Regions from separate parts of the Homo sapiens genome. Here region 2 is linked to region 1. Evidence: chromatin loops called from intact Hi-C (ENCODE). Cell type or tissue: adrenal gland. All regions are shown on one strand. Links, peaks and the distances in the headings refer to the core of each region. The heading gives the core; the rest is flanking DNA.

What was found. A loop is a pair of places that touch in the nucleus more often than their neighbours do. Peaks named below come from ENCODE experiments on the same cell type or tissue, not always from the same donor. Only the 100,000 strongest peaks of a DNase experiment are listed, where the experiment ranks them.
Region 2: it touches region 1 in a loop (2.4-fold over the local background); 28 of 110 quality-filtered maps call a loop at or near these places.

The regions. Positions count from the first base shown.
Region 1 is chr12:59,831,179-59,839,763 of GRCh38, forward strand. No RefSeq gene overlaps it. Among named protein-coding and RNA genes, the nearest start is that of SLC16A7, 240 kb to the left of the region's middle. In adrenal gland, for the core only: CTCF peaks have their summits at 4,020 (motif pointing left) and 4,240; no DNase peak of the experiment used is centred there.
Region 2 is chr12:59,427,007-59,435,591 of GRCh38, forward strand. No RefSeq gene overlaps it. Among named protein-coding and RNA genes, the nearest start is that of LINC02448, 93 kb to the right of the region's middle. In adrenal gland, for the core only: CTCF peaks have their summits at 4,426 (motif pointing right) and 4,625; no DNase peak of the experiment used is centred there.

The DNA.
Region 1 (8,585 bases), core at 2,523-5,022:
TAAATGGTAGCCAGAATCCCCTTTCCTCTCTTTTCTGTATATGCCAGTTAGCTTACATTGTTTATGTGTAAGATTATTTTTTTTTTTTAAGTTTCTGGAGAGTTTTTTAACTTTCACACCTAGTGCTCCGGTTCAGCGCTACTGTGGTGGCTCCGAGGAATTTCACCTAATTATTACTGAGAGCAAAGCAGGAGGAGCATTCTCTCTTCACCCAATTTTTGGTCTTGTAATATTCAGGTCCTGTATTCAAGGGTGTTCAGCCTAGTGGACACATGTGATGAAATCCATTCCACACTCCATGAACCAACATGTGCCTGTCAAGGCTATGCCTGCCTAGCAGAAATACCTTGTCACAATTTCATGAAACAGCCTCCCGGGCTAGGATATCCCTGGTTTCTCTGTTCTTGACCCAGCACTTGAGTAAGGGCAGCTTTCAATGTACTTTAAATGGATTGCCTTTTAAATGATTGCAAACAATTCTTGTTGTCAAGTCGTTATTGTTATTCATACTAAAATCTTTTTTCTTCCCCATATCCTAATTTGTAGCAGTGCCATCTTAGGGATGCAGAATTTTTCTACTTTGGGATAAATTATCTGATTACGTACTTCTGACAAAAATTCCTCATGCAAACCCGCTTTAAAGTAAAATGGTTTCATAATTTTTGTTGGTACTGACATTAAAGGTATTAAATATATTTTAATGGTTCTCTGCAGTTTACCACCTTCTCTTCTTCCCAGTAAATTACATACAAAACTGGGAATATATTGCAAAAATAACAGAGGTGAGATATACATCTATGTATTAATAATCCTTCCTTCCTTCCTTTCCTTCCTTCCCTTCCCTTCTCTTCCCCTTCCTTCCTTCCCCTTCCGTTCCTTTCCCCTTCCTTCCTTCCTTCCTTTCCTTCCTTCTTTCCTTCCTTCCTTCTTTCCTTCCCTCCTTCCTTTCTTCTTTCTTTTGTTCCTTTTCAGCCATCCATCCATCCACCCATCCATCCACCCATTTATTCATCCATGTATATTCTTTGGCTTTCCAGTCTGGTTTCTTAACCACTATAATTCTGGACTACCTGAGTAAACTGTTCTTCATTATAAAAGAATTGTACAGGGGAAGCAATTGGGCAAACCAAGAATTCTCACGCAGATTGTGATTGAAACTCAGTGGGATAGAAAGACAGCACTTTGATTAGGAGCCCTTCATTGTATTTACCATTTCTACTGTCCTTTAAACTTTATCCTGGCCGGGCACGGTGGCTCACACCAGCACGATGGGAGGCCAAGGCAGGCGGATCACAAGGTCAAGAGATTGAGACCATCCTGGCCAACATAGTGAAACCCCATCTCTACTAAAAACACAAAAAATAGCTGGGCATGGTGGTGAGTGCCTGTAGTCCTAGTTACTCAGGAGGCTGAGGCAGGAGAATCACTTGAACCCGGGAGGCAGAGGTTGCAGTGAGCCGAGATCACACTACTGCACTCCAGCCTGGTGACAGAGTAAGACTCCGTCAAAACAAACAAACAAACAAACAAACAAAAACACCTTATCCTCCAACATAGATAATGAGAGTATTTTGTAAGATGCGAAGACCATATATGCTTGGGAAGCTTACGCCGAAATACAATTATATAACCTGGGTCATTAGTTTGTGATAAAAATAACATTGTACTTATTTTAAATTTGAAGCTATTTTACCAAATTCTCCTCTCTCCTCTAGTGAGAATACCTTTCTTTCCTTCAAAGGATGCCTTTCCTCAAGATAATTGAAAGCATCCTAAGGGCAACCTCATTCCACAAGTCTAGTTTTGGTCCCTAGCCTTTCCACTGGAGAGGGAAGTTTGATTTATCCCCGTGGCAATGGAGGACTCTAAAACAGCTACTGGAGGCTGAGTGCCAGTGGGATACTCTGTGGTTGCTAAGCCTAAGGTGGGCATCACTGCTGACTCCTAGAGATTCTACAGAGAAACCTCTTCTTCATTCGCTAGAAGACATTGTTACTATCAGTAAGGTTAAAGGGATTGCCTGCCTCCCCACTGAAGTTAGATGACTCACATTAGTTACTTGAATTTAATTTGTCTATATTTCATGTGGATAAAGATCACAGTGCCATAGCTCTTTAGAGACACATATCTCTCAATATGAACATAGTCTTTCTCTCTTTCTCACCCTCTCTTACATGATTTTTTCATGATGTTTCCTAAATATCCCCCTTGTTAAAATAAAATAAGTCAGGCATAGTGGCTCATGCCTGAAATCCCAGCACTTTGGGAGGCCAAGGCATAAAGAAAACTTGAGCCCAGAAGTTTAAGACCAACGTAGGCAATATAGGGAGACACTATCTCTATAAAAAATTTTTTAAAAGCAGGCATGTGACACACACTTATAGTCCCAGCAACTCAGAAGGCTGAAGTGGGAGGATCACTTGAGCGTGGGAGTTCCAGGCTGCAGTGAGTCAAGATTGTACCACTGCACTCCAGCCTGGGTGACAGAGCAAGACTTTGTCTCAAAAAATAAATAAAATGAGCCAAATCAAAGGGTCCTATTTTTTTTTTTCAGAGTAAAAATAAGAGGTCTTCCAAGATCTGTGCATCCACAATCAATCGTTTTGAGTGACCTCATGTCCTGCTACCTTGTTCCCTCTATAACCTTCTCACTTCTCTCTGAGGATGCCAAACACCACCCATTTCTAGGCATTCCCACCCATATTTCTCTCTCCTAGAAACATACTTCCACCAGATATCTACTGTGTCTCCTGTCTTCACCTCCTTACCTCCTTTAAGCCACAATTCAAATGTCAGCTTTTCAAAGAGGCCTGCTCAGATTACACCATTTGGATTACAACTCCCAATGCCCACCTGTAGTCTCAGGTGTCTTTCCCTTGCTTTATTTTTTAAATTTATGCATTGTTTTTAGTCTGTTCTCACACTGCTATAAATAACTACCTGAGACTGAGTAATTTATGAAGAAAAGAGGTTTAATTGACTCACACTTCTGCAGGCTGTACAGCAGCATGGTTGGGAGGCCTCAGGAAACTTAAACCATGGTGGAAGGCAAAGGTGAAGCAAGCACATCTTATCATGGCAGAGCAAGGAAGGAACTGCCACACACTGTTAAACTATCAGACCTTGTGAGGGCTCACTCACTGTCATGAGAACAGCATGGAGGATACTGCCCCTGTGATCCAATCACCTCCCACCAGGTCCCCCCACCCCCACCATCTGGGGATTGCAATTCCGGATGAGACTTGGGTGGGGACACAGAGCCAAACCAATATTATGCATGCTATTTCATTCCATAATTAACATGTCCTTATACAAATAAGATTTCACACTATGTTTTTAAAAATTTTAATAAACTTTACTTTTAAAAATAGTTTTAGATTTACAGAAACATTGAGAAGATAGTTCAGGGAGTTCCCATATACCTATACTCCATACAACCCCACACAGTTTTCCCTATCAATATCTTACATTAGTTTGGTGTGTTTGTTACAATTTATGAGGCAATATTAATATATTAGGATTAACTGAAGCATACATTTTATTTAGATTCCCTTAGTTTTTACTAATGTCATTTTCCTTATCCAGCATCCCATGAAAGATACCACATTATATTGAGTTATCCTGTTTCCTTTGGCTTCTCTTGGCTATGACGATTTCTCATACTTGCCTTGTTTTTGATGACCTTAACAATTTTGAGGAATATTGGTTAGGTATCTTGTAGAATGCCCTTCTATTGGAATTGCTCTGAAGTTTTTCTTATGATTAAACCAGGGTTATGGGTTTTGGGGAGGAGGCTGACAGAGTGCCATCTTCACCATATCATATCAAGGGTATATACTACCAACATGATGAATCACTGTTATTAATCTTGATCTCCTGACTGAGGTAGCATTTGTTGGTTTTCTCCACTGTAAAATTTCTCTTTTCCTTTTCCCTCTTTTTATACTGTACCCTTTGAAGGAAGTTACTAGGCACAGCTCCCCCTTGTGGAATAAAAAGCTATGATTCATCCTTGAGGGTGTTACATCTACATAAATTGTTTAAAATTCTTTTGTATCAGAAATATCTTTATTCTCTCATTTATTTATTTCTCCTCACATTTATTTATGTCAGTGACAACTCAAGGATGTTTATTTTATACTTTGGGTTGTAATCCAATAATACTTCATTGCTCAAAATGTTCTCATTTTGGCCACTAGAGCTCTTTCAGTTGGTTCCTATGTCCTTTTGGAAAATCCCCAACATTGTGGGGTTTTGTTTCATTTTGCTTTGTTCTGTTCGAGCTTATTGTCTGCACAAGATGATCCAAGCTCCTTGTTCCTTTTATTGGAGAATGGAATTAGACACCAAAACCTAGGCAGTTGTTGCTACTAGGGTATTGATGCTTCTAGGCCCTCTTAGCTAACAGAGTATGAAATATATTTATGTATACTGTATTAGTCAGGGTTCTTCAGAACCAACAGGATACATACACATACATACATATACACATGTATATACAAGGAGATTTATTATAGAAATTGGTTCACATAGTTATAGAGGCTAAGATGTGCCACAGTCTGCCATCTCTAAACTGGAGAACAAGGAAAGTGGGTAGTGTGATTCAGCCCAAAGACCTGAGAACTGGGGCCCACAGGTGTAAAATCTGATCAAAATCTGAAAGCTCAAGAACCAGCAACAACAATGTCAGAGTGCAGAAGAAGATGAAAGTCTCAGCTCAAAAAACCCTTCCCCTGGCTTTTTTGTCTATTCAGGTCCTCACCCAACTGGATGATGTTCACCTACAATAGTGAGGGTGACGTTCTGTACTCAGTCTATGATTCAAATGGTAATCTCTTCTAGAAACACTCACAGACACACTCAGAAATAACATTTTACCTGCTCTCTGGACATTCCTTAGTCCAGTCAAGCTGACACATAAAATTAACCAGCACATGTAACCCATGTACATCTTATCTATACATATTTCTATATGTAACCATTTGTATCTATATTGCTAAGAATGAGATCATAGTGATATTTCAAACTTTAATCCATTACCACATGAACCATACTAGTCTCCTCTCCTTGCATGTCTGAAAATTCCCATTCCAGCAATGAGAACTTGGTTTCAATCACGTGTTATCTGTTTACTTACTTTTCAGTATACATGCAGAGTGATTTCAAAATTGTTCATCTGTGCCATTATGGGAAAAAAAATTATTAACTCAAGTGTAGCACTGAAGTATAGCTCCTTTTGCCTTGAGTCTTACAGTCCACTCATTTCCAAAACCTTTCTTCCATTCAATTGAGTTAATATCTTTGTAGCACAATTAGATTATTTTGTCACATTCTGCATTCTATCCTGAGATCCTCTTACCTGCTAAATGATTTTTTAAATTTGCATATATTAACATTCATTCTTTGTCCTGGAAATCTCTATGAGTTTTGACAAATGCATAGTTATATATTTACAATTACAATATAATACAAAATAATTTTTCCACTATAGGAGATCACCTGTCCTTTCTTTAGCCCTACCCTTTTCTCCTCCAGCCCCAGGAAATCACTGATATTATGACAGTCTCTATAGTTTTGCCTTTACCAGAGTGTCATATAAATGGAATCATGCAGTATGTAGTCCTTTCAGATGGGCTTTTTTTTCCAGTTAACAATACATATTTAAGGTTCATTTATGTATTTTTGTGGCTTCATAGCTAATTTATTTTTATTGTCAAATAATATTCCAATACATGGCTGTACCATAGTTTATCCGTTCTCCTATTGCAGGCCATTTTGAGTGCTTCTAGATTTTGGTGATTATGAAAAAAAAACTTAAAATCATTCATGTCCATGTTTTTCTGTAGACTTAGGTTTTAAATCAGTTGCATAAATGTCTAGGAAAAAATTACTGGATATATAGTAAGATTTGTTTAACTTTGAAAGAGATTGTCAAAATGTCTTCCAAAGTAGCAGTATGATTTTTCTTTCCCACCAGCAATAAATGACAATTTCTGTCACTCGATATCTTGGCCAGTATGTTGTATCGTCAGTTTTTTGGAATTTAGCCATTCTAATAGGCGTGTACTGGCATGTCATTATTATTTTAATTTGCAATTCCCTAATGGAAAATGATGTTGAGTATTCTTTTATATCCTTATTTTCCATCTGTTTATCTTTTTTAATGCAGTGCCTCTGGATTTCTTCCCCATTTTTAAATTGGGTTGCTTGCTTTTTTATTTTTGAGTTTTAAGTGTTTGTATATTTCAGATACACATTCTTCATCAGATCTGTATTTTCCAAATATTTTTTTCTAGTCTTATCTTTTTGTTCTCTTAACAATGTCTTTCATAAAGCAAAATTTACTTTAATTAAATCTGTTTTTAGTTCTTTCACAAATTGTGCCTTTTGTGTTATTCTTAAAAATTGCCAAAACCAATGTCACTGAGATATTTTCTTGTTTTCTTCTAGAAGCTTTATAGTTTAACATTTAGGTCTGCAAGGTATTTTGAGCTAAATTTTGTGGAAAGTGTATAGTCTGTGTCTGGATGTCCCTCTCCCCTTTTTCATACAGACATTCAATTGTCTGAACATGCTATCTTTTCTTGGTTGAATTGCTTTTGCTCTTTCTTCAAATATCAGTTGAGCACATTCATTTTGGTATATTTCTGGGGTTTTATTCTCATTGATTTATCTATGGGCATTTATTTATTTATTTATTTATGACGGACTCTCCCTCTGTCACCCAGGCTGGAGTGCAGTGGCTTGAATTTGGCTCACTGCAACCTGCAACCTTTGCCTCCTGGGTTGAAGCAATTCTCCTGCCTCAGCCTCCCGAGTAGCTGGGACTACAGGCGTGTGCCACCACGCCCAGCTATGTGCCTATTTTTGGTTGTTGTTATTGATATCAATCTCTTTTGATTATTGTAGCTTTAGAGTAGGTCCTGAAATCAGCTAGTGTTAAGTCCCTCAGTATTAGGTTGGTTGTTCTAGGTCTTTTGATTTTCCATGTAAACTTTAGAATCAGTTCGTGAATATTTATAAATAGCCTGCTGGAATTTTTGTTGGGATTGCATTGACTCTATAGAAAACATTGGGAAGAACTGACATCCAACATTATTGAATCTGGTGGAATATTTATATAAAATATCCCTCCATTTATTAGATCTGCACTGATCTCTTTCATCGAAGTTTGGTAGTTTTCCACATGTAGCTTCTCTGTGTATTTGGTGCTGTTGTAAATGGTATTTTTAAATATTGAACTGATTTTTCTTGTCCTTTAACATGTTTTACTTTTGTTGAAATGTTTTATTGTTGAAAGACTTACATGATGTATTAGATAACAAGAACGGAGGTATATGGCCATTTGTGTGAGGTTTTATGTTATTTTGGCTAGGAGTTGTACTGTGTTCAATATTTGCTTTAGCCATATGTTCCAGAGACTTCACATTCTATGAGATTCTGTTTTTTTATTCTCTACTGTCTTTGGGCTTCCCTAAAAACTCATATGTAAATAAAGTCTGTGCCTTGCAGGTTTTTTAACTGTTCTCCACTATTACTCACTATTACTATATACACTAGTACCCTGTTGATGTGGTGGTAGCAAGTATGTTAAAGGAATCCTTCTATAATCTTATGATGGGATCTTAGTCCTTTACTAGACCTGTGTTCCTGGGCTGTGATCTACACCAGTATTTCCTAGTTTTGTTCTCCCCTTTCAGGTGAGACAGAATTGCTAGATGGGAATGAAGTTGGGTAAACACCGCTCCTGTTGGGTGTAATAAAGCTCTGAGAAGTCTTTTTCCCAGGATAGTAGGTCTTTGTTATAGAGAATGTCCCGGGCATTTTTTTTTTTTCATTTGATGAGTTTAATGCTCAATGGTAGCAACTTATTGTACAAGATGACTCCATTGCCACAAGAGAGATATGTCTGCCGATAGGGTCACATATTCAGATTGGCTGGATATGGCACTATCATCCCTGGGCAGAAGGCAAAAGCAGTTAAGCCATGAAGTCTTAATACACAAGCATCATGATGCTGCCCTAATGAGAAAAGTGCTCTTTCTATGAAAGATGATCTCTCTCCTCTTCCTTTATTAGTACAATAACAGAGAGTGCAAAGGGAAAACAACATCCTAAATATGGTAGAATCATGATCACGTGCAAGAGAGGCAAATGGACAAATAACATAGAACTCATATCAGAAAGACATTATCAGAAATGTGGGGAGCCACCTGGAAAGAAAAGGCAGTCCCCAGAAAAAAAAGCCATGAGAAGCAGCCATTTTGCAAAGCCTCAATAAAATATATCTATAAATATGTACATTGAAAGTGAGCTAAACAACTACATAAGCAGAAACCAAGTTTGGTCCAACCCTTCTAATGAAAGAAAAAAACCAGTTTCAGCAAAGACAATCATGAGACAAGAATTAATTATCTACCATGCATAGAAGGAGATTAGCAGACCAAGGGCAACACGCCCTTGTAACCACCACTCTGGGCATATTTCTGAGTGAATATTTTTTCCTCTCTGTGCCAGAATTCATTCTTGCTTCAAGATCTTTGCATCTGTAATTTCCTTCTGAGAATCTGTTTCCCCCAGATATC
Region 2 (8,585 bases), core at 3,203-5,702, 400 kb before region 1:
GAAAAATTTGAAATACTGTTAATGAGAAAGTATGGAAAATATTATTTTAACATTTCAGTTCCCAAATTGTTTTTTTCTTTGATTTTTGTCTTTTTAAAAAATTTTAGTTAGTTTATCAATAATTACTAATGATAAGTATAATGCCTAATGTAGCCACATACACTGACCACTAGAAAGACGAAGAAAATATGAGCTTCTCCTAAAATAAGCTAAGGGTTAATTTTTAAAAATCTCTTTGGAATATAACATTTTATAAACATTTTCATCATATACACACTATATTTCATTCCCCTTAATTGAAATAGAAAGAATGAAGTTAATTTCAGTACTTGCAAAAACATTTTAAATATCCGGTGGTTGCTTTTTAATAAATGTGTCTTAGCCCATTTTGTCCTCCTGTAACAAAATCTCACACTGAGCAATTTATAAACAACAGGAATTTATTTTTCAGAATTCAGGGGTCTGAGAAGTCCAAGATCAAAGTGCCTGCACCTAATTCTGGTGAGGGCCTTCTTGCTGTGTCCTCACATGGGAGAAGGTGAAAGTGCAAGCTAAAAAGGGACAAACTTTCCCATTCAAGACTTCTAATAAGGACACCTAATCCCATTCACAAGGGAGGTGCCCTCCTGACCTAATCACATCCCAAACACCCAATCTCTCAACACCAACACACTGGCAACACCTGAATTTTGGAGGGGCCACATTGAAACCATAGCAAGATGAAACCTTTTAATTGATCACGCCATAGGATACCAGAACTGGAAAATCTGGTTTTCTGTGGTGCATTGGATATTCTAACTTAATAATCAAAGAGGGACTTGAACAGAAGTTGAGGTTCCTTCAGTAGGATAGGGTGATGGGGGTGATTAGTCAATTACCTGTAAGAAAAAAGGGAAAGAGCAGTATGTGTTTCCTCCAGTTGCTTATTTTTTAAAAATTTTTATTTTATTTTATTATTTTTTTTGAGACAGAGTTTTGCTCTTCTCATTCAGGCTAGAATGAAATGACGCGATCTCAGCTCACTGCAACCTCTGCCTCCTGGGTTCAAGTGATTCTCCTGCCTCAGCCTCCTGAGTAGCCGGGACTACAGGCGTGTACCTCTACACCTGGCTAAATTGTTTTGTTTTTGTTTGTTTTGTTTGTTTGTTTGTTTGTTTGTTTGTATTTTTAGTAGACACGGGGTTTTACCATTTTGGCCAGGCTGGTCAAACTCCTGACCTCAGGTGATCTGTTGGCCTCGGCCTCTCAAAGTACTGGGATTACAGGCGTGAGCCACTGCGCCCAGCCTCCAATTGCTTATTTCTGTGCCTGAGCTTTCCCATGTATAAAGATGGTAATGATAATAGTATCTACCTATCTCGTAAAGTTTTTCACATAAAGAATATATCAGTTAAAGAACATACTAAAACTACATCTGGTACAAAAGCAAGAATAGCAGTTGAAAAAAGAGTGCTGTTAGGATAAACAAGTGTGCTGTCTCTGTAGGGCTTCCTATGGTTTTCATAACAAGCTTCTCAGTGCCTTCTCCCCACCTGCTGTTCCTTCCCTCTCCTCGCCAGCTTCTTCTCTTCTTTTCTTTCCTCTTACTCCCTGGCTATCTTATGACTCTGGCCATTTTATTTTTCTCTCTCACTCTCACTTTCAGACGATGAGTTTCTGAATTCTTCTGTCCGAATTCCCATCCACCCATTCTTCTCTCCTTTTATCTCAGTTCTTGCCCTTCTAGTTTTGCTATTGGAGGCTTTTTGAAAATAAAGCTAAATTATTCATGATCTCTGTTTCAACTCAACTGGAATACAATGGCCATCACAGAATTGACCTTAGGGTGTGAGTGCTGGCAGGAGGAGAGTCTTCCAGAGAGATTCCCTCAGTGTTTTGAAGGAGTGTCCTTCAGTGTTGTGGGTAAAGGAGGCACAGTGGTACTTCTAGGATGTCCCTTAGAGGAAAAGTACCAATTTCACAGGTTCCCATGACACAAAGCTCTTGCACATTCATTAAATATCTTTATGCTGATTGCATGTGGTGATGGTTAGAGGTCTGAGGCCAGGTATGGCCATTATTGTGTAACTCATCAAGCTCCAATGAGGTGCCACAACACGGATGCATCTCTGTTTTCCTCAGGTGAGAGTCACAAAGCTGAATGGAAAGCTATGGGTAGGCTAAAATCCAACAGTTTACTTGTGTCCCACTCTTTTTTCTCCTTAAAATAAATCACAGTTCCCTTTTTTTCTAGCCAAATAACAAATTCGAATCTTACTTGACAGTAATTACTAAAATATGTTAAATATGTATTTTGTTGACCAGTACCTATAACACACACTTTGATGGTACCATTATGTGTGATATTTCCAGTGTTCAGAGGTATTTTTGTTTTACACATAAGGAAACTGAGACTTATAGGATTTATATAACCTACCCACTTTGATACAGGAGATTAGTGTCAGAATGCTGATTCAAACCCAAGCATCTGAGGCCAGAGCTCAGATTCTTAATAATTTTAGGTTAATACATGGAAGAAAAGTTTGTGCAACTGCAGTTACATGATTCCCTGTGGGAAATACTGAGCTGGGTCTTCAAAAGTATTTCTATTTAGCTAGAAAATGTAGAGCTATTGCTGTAAAATACTGAATAGATTTATGTTGCTAACTGTGAAAATGATATACCACATACATTTGCACATGTATGTTCTTTCTAATTTGTGCAAAAAATTAATTCAACTAAATTCTCCCCTTTAAACTCTCTCAGCTCTTATTTAAATTGATCCTAACATACATAGTTTCTTGGCAGGATATGTATCCAAATAGCATTTTATACTTAAATAGCAATCCATTGATGGGAACTCCTATTATATACTGAACTGTATTAATTATTAATGGTCCAAATGCAAGCAAGTCCCCGGGAGCTGCTGAATCATTAGAACTTCTGAGGTTCATCTTCAAGGATGTTATGTAAACCAATTCTCTGAAGAATGACCATCTGAGGGGCAATGTAAGCCATGACTAATAAAGTCATTACAGAAAAAGAAAGCACTGTTTTCAGATAGGAAAGGCAGCTTTTCTTTCCCATCTTAGGAAATATTCTGTGTTTGGGGGTTTAAGTATTTTATTTATTTTTGAGCACAAAGTAGCACAATTTTATTCACATGTTTTCTGAATATTTAATATACCTCTGTTCACATGAAAGATATTCTTGGAGGAAAACACAGAATGAGGATCAGACACAGCATTTCTAAATTATAGACAAGAATCAAATACATTTTTTCCAATCATTTTTTGTTTGTTTCATTGCCTAGGTAACCCTTCTGAGGAAATTAGCAGCTTTGACAATGGAAAGTACTGTTTCATCTGTCTTCCCTATGAGAAGGTAATCTGTTTGAATAGAAGAAACATTGGAATAGGGCTCCATTTCTAAACAGATTTAGGTCTACAGAAGTTATATCACCCCTGAAATCCTTGGGATGCTGTGAGGATTTTTTTGGTTAAACTGAAATATCAACATAGAAATACAAAATATAAAATAAACTGAGAAAACTAACAGCTCACATTTTCGAAAATTAAATAGCAAATTTATCTTTTATATATGGTTTCAAATGTGTATTTCACCTCACAGTAAAACTTCATAAACATTTATTATTTATAAGCCTGTAATAACTAGTCTACAATTAATTAATATGGCAGAAATGTAAGTAAAAACTGTGTACTTTCCAGTGAAGTGTTATATAAACATGTAATGTTCAAAGCCATTTACAGATTTATAAACCAAAAGTCAGGTGGGCTGGAAATGAAAAAAAATTAATTTTAACAACTAATTGTACCATGAGAAAATTATATTATTTTTTGGTAAATTATGACTGCCAAATATGTCCCAATAAGGGTTACTTCTTTTTTCCTAGGCTTAATTCTTTATTCAATTAGTTGTGCTTGCAAAATTGAGTAAGAAAATAATTTTGCCTGAAATTAATTACGTCTTTTAATTTGAATGTTTGATTATCTAATTCAACAATTATTATGCACATGTAAAAAGGGAGATTTAGAAAAATTTTTAAATATGCACTTTATAATCTTTTCCCTGCTTATTTCTGATCCCTGTAGGTGGAGAAAATGCTATTAATTGAACCATTTTTGTGACATGATGTAGCTTCCCTTATGCTTACAATGACAAAATAAGATTAACATTGCATTTGTAAAAGCTACCAGGATTTTAGAAAATTATTTATTATATGAAAAGTTTAGTTTTTATCTCTGCCTATTCCTTTTTATCGTATATCAGGCATTTTAACTCACTTGAAATCTCACAGATAGGAATCCTGAGGCACATTATGATATGTTTAACTCTTCAAGTATCTAATTGGATGTGTTTTTATCTGGAATGTGTGAAATGTCTTCTTCTTTACCTAATAGTAACTGGTATGTCTTGGCTCAGCATGGAAACAACAAATTTAACAGCCAATAGATGGCACTGGAAGTGTTCAAAACATTTTCTATATCTTTTCTGTTCCATTGAGTATAATTATTTTTTTAAAGCAAATGACAATTTATATAGTTAAATTAAAAATGAAGGCACATTCAGAACGTCCATGTTGAAGAAACTCAAATATTTCATTGTTGCACGACCATTGAAAATTCTAGCACTTTAACAATATGAAACGATGCCTTCATTCTCTCCCATGTTGTAACTTAACTACTGTGTCATTCAAGTATGTTTTACCACCACCTGTTAGGATTTCTGAAGTCTGTAAACTCAATTGGTATGTGTGATGTCTGCAGAGATTTCATTTTTGGTACTATTCTCCTGATTATGTGATCCTGGTAGGATAAGGATTACAGCCAAATGTTATTAAATAATTTCATTATTGGTTCTCACTTGCATTTTTCTAAAGCCAACTTCACAAGTAACCTTTCATTCTCTGTAGTAAACAAGCCCATAAAACATTCAATGAATCAAGCAGAGTAAAAGAAAAAATGCAGGACAGTATTTAAACACAGATTACAGTGAACAGAGTAATCCATTTATAGGATGGGACTAATTTTCCTCTAAAATTGGTTAACAGTGTGCTTGGTTATTTAGATGTGGTAGAAAACGATCCCATGTGGAATTCAATGGGAATGCCACCTACATAGAAAGCCAAACTACTACTATATCTGTTTCTAAGTGAGGTCCAGTAACTATGCTTTAATCTTTGCTTTTTGTTATTTTTTTTTTTTATGTTTGCAGTTACATCAAGTGTTTCACAATACCAGGTGATATTTTCAGAGAAGTGTTATCAGCATGATGCAGCATCAAACATTACAGCTATTCCATCTTCAGATAACACCCCCCTACTTTTTCAAAGCTTTGTGTTAAAACTGTTGAAGGAGCTATTGCTTTCACCTAAAACAGTTTTAAATCATTGCTTTATGATAATTTAGAACCTAATTAAATTATGCATAGCTATAGAAAGACTACTTTTTAATCTATTTGTGCATAAAATATAAAAACATTTAAGTTATAAATGTGTTGACATTTTATTAACATTATTTCTTTCATATAGGATATTACCATGAAATAAATGCATGCATACATATATTTATATTCATATGCATATTTTCATGATGATGCCTCTTGTGTATGTACATATAAAATTAAATAATGTACCTAGAAGGCCTACTAGAGGCCTGGCTATTTCTTGAGTGCCTACCATAATATATTGCTGGATAAACAATCGGCTGAAACAATCTGTTGCCTGTTCAAATACTAAATATGTGTTTTTGGTAATAATGGTAGTACAACTTCCCCCATCACATTTTACTAAAACCATCCTTCTTTAATATCTGGCTTTAAGAAATTTTCTACATATTATTCCACATAGGAATACTCACTGCCCTAGAAATCATTGTGTAAGTGTGATCATATTCCTCAAGCTTCCTATAAGCACACTAGCTTTATATATATATATACAAGGAGTAAGTCAGTTTTTTAATTCTTCTCAACAAGGTTAGATGTATTTTCTTGAGCTCTGTGACACCTGCAACTGAACTAAGACAATTCCTTAATGCGTCCAAGGATGTTTGAAGTTAATGTGTAAAGCGGGGCAGGGAGTCGGGGAGGAGGTACACAAAAGAAGTGTTCACAAGTAATCCTCAGAAACTTTTAGAATTCTGTAAGGGAAAACTCCTATGGAGTACTGCACTGTGGCCTGCAGACACTTTTATCTTTAATACAACAGTGTGACTTTGATGCCTTGGGGGGCCATAATGACAACATTCATCTTGATGTCTGCATTTTCCTCTCAATGATATTTTGTTTTCTCTAAAATCATTAAGTTCTCTTTTCCAGTAAAGAAAAAAACAGACCACAACTACTCTCTTATTTTACAAATCAGGTACATTTTTTAGAGCAAAGGATGTGGAATTGTATGAAAGTTTAACAGTGATTATTCAGCTATCATACTGCAAGATTGTTAAATAAGGGTTGCAAATGAATGAATGGATGCATACATGCATTACAATGTAGGCAACAGGAAACTGAGAAAACTGGTTAGTAAGAAGTAACTCATACTAAGAGAATATAGGAAATTTGATTCAGAATGTTTAATTCAGTTTAAGAGAACAATGAAATCAATGTCAAAATCAAGCTGTAGGCCTTCTTCATATCACAAGGAAGAAAAAACTCGTGTCAGGAATGTTTTTTCTGTCTGTGTTTTTATGGACTCAGCCTTTTGGTTGATGGGTCTTATGGTTGATGAACATTAAATGAGGGAATCAACAAATTATAGGTGGTAACCTTGAGTAAGTTCCCTAACTTCTCAAGGCCTCAGCCATCTTATTAGTGTAATAATTTCTACCTACGACAGGAGTGTCTTAAAAACTTCATTTTAAAATTCATGTGCTGGCCAAGTGCGGTGGCTCATGCCTGTAATCCCAGCACTTTGGGAGGCCGAGGCAGGTGGCTCACTTCAGGTCAGGAGTTTGAGACCAGCCTGGCCAACATGGTGAAACTCCGCCTCTACCAAAAATATAAAAAATTAGCCAGACGTGGTGGTGTGCACCTGTAATCCCAGCTACTCTGGAGGCTGAGGCAGAAGAATTACTTGAACCTGGGAGGCAAAAGTTGCAGTAAGCCGAGATCATGCCACTGCACTCCAGCCTGGGTGACAGAGCGAGACTACGTCTCAAAAAAAAAAAATAAATAAAATAAAATAAAATAAAATAAAATAAAATAAATTTCATGTGCTGAATATAAACTAGTCTGACCACTGTTGATAACCATTTGTTGATATCTCAATAAGTTAAAGATAGATTTACCATATGACTCAATAATTCCACTCCTAGATATTTACCCAGAATAACTGAAAACAGATACTCAAACAATAACTTGTACATGAGTCTTCATAGCACCATTTTTCATAATAGTCAAAAATAGAAACAACCCAAATGTCCACCAACTGAGGAATGGATAAATAATATATGATATATACATACAATGGAAAATTATTCAGGAATAAAAAGAATGAGGTATTGACACCTGCTATAGCATGGATGAGTTTTGAAAATATGCTAAGTGGAGGAAGTCAGACACATATTGTATGATCTTATTTATGGGAACTATCCATAATACATAAATCCATGGAGACAGAAAGCAGATTAGTAGCTCATAGGAACTGAAGGCAGAAAGGAGGGGGAAGAGAGAATGGGAGAAGAGGGAATGGGAAGTGATGGATAATGGATGCAGTTTTCATTTTCGATGATGAAGTTATAGAACCAGATCATAGTGATAGTTGTTAAAACATTCTAAATGTACTGAATGCCACTGAATGGTATACTTTAGAGTCGTTAAAATGGTAAATTTATGTTTTGTCTATACATAACAATTGTGAAAATAATAAGATAAATAAAAATAAACACTGATAAGTAAAAGTTCTGAGCTCTCAACATTGACCAATGGACACAGTTTTGAGCTTGCCAGAATTTTTTATAATATGTGGCATATGTGAAGATTAGGAAACACTCAAAGACATATTGATAAAAGACTCTAGTTTGGGTAAACCACAATGAGGTTATAGTTGCAGATTCAATGTATATATCATCTAATTAGTGAAAGCAGCATTGTAGAGTTCAAGGTCTAGTCTGGTAGATTTTGGGTGGCTGTTGATAATATTATTATTATCATTATTGCTAATAAATATGCTGTGGCAGAAAAGACATTTTGTCCATCAGGGCCATGTAAAAAGTGGACTTTCTGGAGAACACACAGGATCCAGTTGTGTTTTGTTCACCTTAAAACAATTATTGTTTTGCAGGCTGTTAGAGCTAAAGAGAATTAGAGATAATTTATCCCGAGTACTTCAATTTTTAAATGAGAAAACCAAAACTCAGAATGGTCAAATAACTTGCCTAAAATCAGTAAAAGACGGTGTATGACATTTTGATGCTGCCTAAATACTTTATTGTCAAAAATATTGTCAAGTAACAGATACCTCCCTACCTATTCCCAACCTGCAACTACCCACTATTCAATCGGGTTTGCAGATAAAGATGCTGCCCAGAGAGGTTTGTTCCAAACACATTACTTGGAAAGAAATTCCAAAACTTTTACACTTTGATGAG